Regions from separate parts of the Homo sapiens genome. Here region 1 is linked to region 2. Evidence: read pairs that join two places in POLR2A ChIA-PET (ENCODE). Cell type or tissue: Panc1. All regions are shown on one strand. Links, peaks and the distances in the headings refer to the core of each region. The heading gives the core; the rest is flanking DNA. Region 1 overlaps WBP1L (WW domain binding protein 1 like). Region 2 overlaps AS3MT (arsenite methyltransferase).

Region 1 (2,913 bases), core at 275-2,774, 110 kb after region 2:
GCTAAGGAATTAGGGCAGAAGAAGGGATTTCAAAGCATTTTTTTAAATAGCCCCAAAGTATTCTGTTTTCCTGGACTAAAATTTACCTCTTCATGGAAAAGGGGTGGGAGGGGGCGGGTCAAACTCATGGGCTATCACTGGAGGAAGTGACTGTTTTCTTTGGCTCCATCCTGGATAATGTTTCAAAATCAGCAGGCACAGTCCTCTTTTCCACTAAGTTACTGTCCAGTACACTTTCTCTTTGCTCTGATAACAGAGATGCAATGAAAAACAAGCCACGTTCCTCAAAAAAAAAAAAAAAAAAAAAAAAGCAGCTTCTTTCAACAGAGATGGTTGGGGGTTCAAAAATTAACCCGAGGCCAGGCACAGTTGCTCACACCTGTAATCCCAGCACTTTGACAGGCCGTGGCAGGTGCATCACCTGAGGTCAGGAGTTTCAGACCAACCTGGCCAACATGGTGAAACTCCATCTTTCCTAAAAATAGAAAAATTAGCTGGGCATGGTGGCAGGTGCTACCAGCTACTTGGGAGGCTGAGGCACGAGAATTCCTTGAACCTGGGAGGCAGAAGTTGTAGTAAGCCAAGATGGCGCCACTGCACTCCAGTCTGGGTGACAGAGCAAGAGCGAGACTCCATCCCTCCCCCCACCCCCCCCAAAAAAAATTAACCTGAAAGGGCTTGCGTAAGCACCACCTTTCTCACCTGTGGTGACAGTAGGGAAATGAGGTGTTCTGTGGAGCTGTCACAAGACTTTCACAAATCAGTTTAGATAAGGATTCTGGCTTCAACTTTTGGTAGCACAAACAAGTGTCACCTTGGTGTTTGCTGCTATATACAGCTAGTTTCCTTCCAAGCAAGATCTTGCTTAATTTGTCCTCAACCTGGTGGAAAGAGGTTGGGCCCGAGGGTAACAGCAACTGGTAGTCAACATTCGGTCCTCTGCTGTGCACAGAGCAGGCAGGGAGGAGGAGGCCTGCAGTGGACTGTGGATATGGGTACCAAGCCAGAGCAACGGGCAGGGGCAGACAGACACCAAGAAGACTTGTACTCCAGGCCCCTCCTGCCACACATTAGCCCTGGGTTCTGGAACAGATAACTTCTCCCTGGGTTTCAGTTTCCTTACAGCAAAAAGGAGATAAGACCTCCTCCCTCATGGGTGGCCGCTGTGGTGAAATAATAAATACCCCAAGTCAATGCTGGCTAACATTCAGCAGTTGAGGGGTTAAATTGGAAGCCGGCAATTCCCCCCCTTCCCTCTCCACAGTCATGGCTCCACCCTGCAGCTTTAGCTGGCTATCACACAGCCTTTCCACTGCTCTCCTTGTGAGACTCTAAAGCCACTTCCTATGCCCAGGGAGTAAGTACCATGCAACATTCTAGTTGCCTTGTCACATTCGGCATCAGCCCAGGGACCAGCTCACCCTTTCAAAAATACAAACAGCCCCTTGGGCCAGGAGTTGCCCCCTGTGCCTCTTTCCATGACAAATTCCAACCTGGAAAAGGGACCCTAAGAGGGCTTTGATGGGTATTATTCATTTCCAGTATCAGGGATCATCCCATCTCACTGGTGTGGACAACTTGGAGGACAATGGGTCTTTCCCACTGAGAAAGGCAATATTCCAAGGTGCAAGATGTAAAATTAGTGTCTTAATGGATCTAGCCTGCATTCCATCAACTAGAACTTACCACCCACTGGTCCTTCCACACACCTAGCACCTATAGTGCAACAACTGATACTACTGGATTGGACTGTGGGAAGGGCCACCTGCAGAAGGGTTGCCTCTTCACACCTCTGAACTGCGGCATTCTATTCTTTTCTAGTGTCATTTGCTACCACCTGCAGAATGTCCTCATTACCTGTGCACTTATTCTACTTTCCCTAGCTGACTGTAAACCCCTTGAGGGCAGGGATGGAGTTTATACCTCTTTGTATCCACAACATGCTTTGGGTAGAACAGGTGCACAGGACTTTTCAGATGCTGAGTGTTGCTCCTAAGAAACCTTCGACATTACCCAATCAATATCTTCTGGATAAACATGAAATAGAATTCGTTCAAATCATGACTAAGAACATTCTGTTGCAATACTGTTCTCCGAAAATTAGTAATCCCTTTGTTAGGTACACATAATGGAATTTCTCTTAACCAGAAAACCTATTTTCTGATCTTGTCAGATAATAAAGGGATAGCATGCCTAATTGTTTGTTATATCTAAAATTTGGTATATAGTGCCATACCCAAAAAGTTCACCAGGTGACTATCTTCTTCTGAGCTCTGGCTCATCTAAGCACAAAAAGCATTTTTTTTAGTCAACACTGTAGCTTCCATGAGCTGTCTAACTGTCCCTTGCATGAAAGAACTAATAAATCCTACAGTTTATCTGCCCTTTACAGACACTGAAATCATGCCATGCTCATTATTAGAAAGAAGGGCCCTGAGGTCTTCCTCCTTCTTGGTACCCATAAAAGACACCCATACCTGGTGAACTAAGGTCCTTATCTTGCCCCAGGCAAATTCAATGCCAAGACTCAAGAGATGAATGACAGCTTCCCTTGTCATCTGCAGAAGAAAACAAAAACAACTCTCCCAACCTGATCTGTCCGGAATGCTCTTTCCCCAACTCACATGTCTGGTAAACTCTCCTCCTCATCCTTCAAGAGTCAGATCAGATATCGGCTTCTCAGGAAAGCCTCTCCTAGCCTGATTCAGATACCTGCCCCCACGCTCTGCTCTCCCAGTCCCTGGGCGTTCCTCTGTTGTAGTCTCAGCATGCTGGCTTGTAATTATTTCCATGCCGCCCAGCTCTGGAGGACAGTCTCTCAAAGTGTGGCCGGAAACAACCGGGATCAGAAACACCTGGGGAACTTCACAGAAATGCATATTCTGGGGCCCTGGCCCAGACATAAAGAATCTA
Region 2 (2,913 bases), core at 106-2,605:
AATCTTGAGCAAATCTTGAATTCTTCAAGATAGCTGCTGTTTCTTCATCCACTTCAACAATTTCACCTTCCTAAAGGGTAGTATAAAAAAAAATACTAAGAGTTGCAACTTTAGTCTCAATAGAAGAAAAAATGCCCAGAAGTATCGTTTTCTCCACATCCTCACCAGCACTAATCCTTACACACTGTTGGTGGGAATTTAAATTAGTACAGCCATTATGGGAAACAGTATGGAGATTCCTCAAAAAATTAAAAATAGAACTACTATATGACCCAGCAATCCCCCTACTTGGGTATATATCTAAAGAAAATGGGCCAGGCGCGGTGGCTCACACCTGTAATCCCAGCACTCTGGGAGGCCGAGGTGGGCCGATCACAAGGTCAGGAGATCGAGACCATCCTGGCTAACACAGTGAAACCCCATCTCTACTAAAAAAATACAAAAAATTAGCCGGACATAGTGGCAGGCGCCTGTTGTCCCAGCTACTTGGGAGGCTGAGGCAGGAGAATGGTGTGAACCCGGGAGGTGGAGCTTGCAGTGAGCCGAGATCGTGCCACTGCACTCCAGCACTCCAGCCTGGGCAACAGAGCGAGACTCCGTCTCAAAAAAAAAAAAAAAAGAAAAGAAAATGAAACTGGCTGTGTACGGTGGCTCACACCTATGTAATCCCAGCACTTTGGGAGGCTGAGGCAGGTGGATCATGAGGTCAGGAGTTCGAGACCAGCCTGGCCAATATGGTAAAACCCTGCCTCTACTAAAAATACAAAAAAATTAGCTGGGTATGGCGGCACATGCCCGTAATCCCAGCTACTCGGGAGGCTGAGGCAGAAGAATTGCTTGAACCCAGGAGGCGGAGGTTGTAGTGAGCTGAGATTGCGCCACTGCACTCCAGCCTGGGCGACAGAGCCAGATTCCATCTGAAAGGGGCGGGGGGGGTGGAGGGAGGAAGGGAAGGAAGGAAGGAAGAAAGGAAGGAAGGAAGGAAGGAAGGAAGGAAGGCAGGCAGACAGGCAGGGGAAGGGAAGGGAATGAAATGAAATCAGTATGTCAGGGAAATATCTGCACTCCTAATGTTGACTGCAGCATTAATCACAATAACCAAGATATGGAATCAACCTAAGCATCCAGCAATGGATGAATGGATGAGGAAAACGTGGCATATATACACAATGGAATACTATTCAGATTTTAAAACAGAAGGAAATCCTGTCATTTGCAGCAAGATGCATGGAACTGCAGGTCATGTTAAGAGAAATAAGGCAAACACAGAAAGACAAATATCATATGTTCTCACTGATATGTGGAAGCTAAAAAAAGTGGAACTCATTAAGATAGAGAGTATATTGATAGTTACCAAAGGCCAGAAAGGGTACAGAATGGGGGAGATAAAGAGAAGTTGATTAATGGTTATAAATATAGGGTTTGGCCGGGCACGGTGGCTCAAGCCTGTAATCCCAGCACTTTGGGAGGCCGAGGTGGGTGGATCACAAGGTCAGGAGATTGAGACCATCCTGGCTAACATGGTAAAACCCCGTCTCTACTAAAAATACAAAAAATTAGCCGGGCATGGTGGCAGGCACCTGTAGTCCCAGCTACTCGGGGCGCTGAGGCAGGAGAATGGCATGAACCCGGGAGGCGGAGCTTGCAGTGGGCCGAGATTGTGCCACTGCACTCTAGCCTGGGCGACAGAGCGAGACAGAGCGAGACTCCGTCTCAAAAAAAAAAAAAAAAATATATATATATATATATATATATATATATAGGGTTTGATGAAAGAAATAAGACCTAGTGTTTGATATATCAGTAAAGTGACTAGTTTACAATAATATATTGTATATTTCAAAATAGCTAGAAGAGAATAATTTGAATGTTTCCAACATAAAGAAAAGACAGGGCCAGGTGTGGTGGCTCATGCCTATAATCCCAGCACTTTGGTAGGCCAGGGCGAGTGGATCACCTGAGGTCAGGAGTTCGAGACCAGCCTGACCAACATGGTAAAACCCCGTCTCTACTAAAAATACAAAATTAGCTGAGCATGGTGGTGCATGCCTGTAATCCCAGCTACTCGGGAGGCTGAGGCAGGAGAATTGCTTGAACCCGGGAGGTGGAGGTTGCAGTGAGCCGAGATTGCGCCATTGCACTCCAGCCTGGGCAAAAAAAGCAAAACTCCATCTCACAGAAAAAAAAAGAAAAGAAAAGACAAATATTGAAGGTGATAGGTATCCCAATTACACTAATTTAATCTTTACAAATTATATGAATGTATTAAATTATCACATGAACGCCCCAAAATAGCTACATCAATTATGTATCAATTTAAAAAAATGTTAAGTCTTTATGTATCAATAATAACACTAAATGTAAATGGACTCAATTCTCCAATTAAGAGGCATAGTGCTGTGAAAAAGCTTGTGGCAAAGAGAGGCAAAAAAAGAAGCAGGTTATGATGTTCACTCTTGACTGTACCCACCTTGTAGAAAATGGAATCATAGATGCTGCCAATTTTGAGCAGTTTTTGCAAGAGAGGATTAAAGTGAATGGAAAAGCTGGGAATCTTGGTGGAGCATTATAACCATCGAAAGGAGCAACAGCAAGATCACTGTGACTTCTGAGGTACCTTTTTCCAAAAGGTATTTGAAATATCTCACCAAAAAATATTTGAAGAATAATCTATGTGATTTGTTGTGTGTAGTTGCTAACAGCAAAAAGAGTTATTATGAATGACGTTAATTCCAGATTAACCTGGAAAAAGAAGAGGAGGAAGGTGAAGATAAAAATTTATTTATCTGGAATATTTGGTATGAGTTCTTGAATAAAACTTGGGAACCCCCCCCAAAAAAAAGGAATAGAGTGGCTGAATGGATACAAAAATGGGACCAAATTATATGCTGCCTACAAGAAACCTACTTTACT

What was found. Peaks named below come from ENCODE experiments on the same cell type or tissue, not always from the same donor. Only the 100,000 strongest peaks of a DNase experiment are listed, where the experiment ranks them.
Region 1: POLR2A ChIA-PET joins it to region 2 with 8 read pairs; 2 of 35 experiments call an interaction of 5 or more read pairs at or near these places.

The regions. Positions count from the first base shown.
Region 1 is chr10:102,779,612-102,782,524 of GRCh38, reverse strand. The region is part of intron 1 of WBP1L (WW domain binding protein 1 like); the gene reads right to left. Among named protein-coding and RNA genes, the nearest start is that of WBP1L, 37 kb to the right of the region's middle. RefSeq lists enhancers at 573-1,073, 1,074-1,574. In Panc1, for the core only: no CTCF peak of the experiment used is centred there; no DNase peak of the experiment used is centred there; H3K27ac peaks cover 1,928 bases.
Region 2 is chr10:102,887,701-102,890,613 of GRCh38, reverse strand. It overlaps AS3MT (arsenite methyltransferase), which reads right to left. Exons shown (of 11, transcript NM_020682.4): 10 at 1-70. It overlaps BORCS7-ASMT (BORCS7-ASMT readthrough (NMD candidate)), which reads right to left. Exons shown (of 15, transcript NR_037644.1): 14 at 1-70. It also overlaps the pseudogene RPL22P17. Among named protein-coding and RNA genes, the nearest start is that of AS3MT, 20 kb to the right of the region's middle. In Panc1, for the core only: no CTCF peak of the experiment used is centred there; no DNase peak of the experiment used is centred there.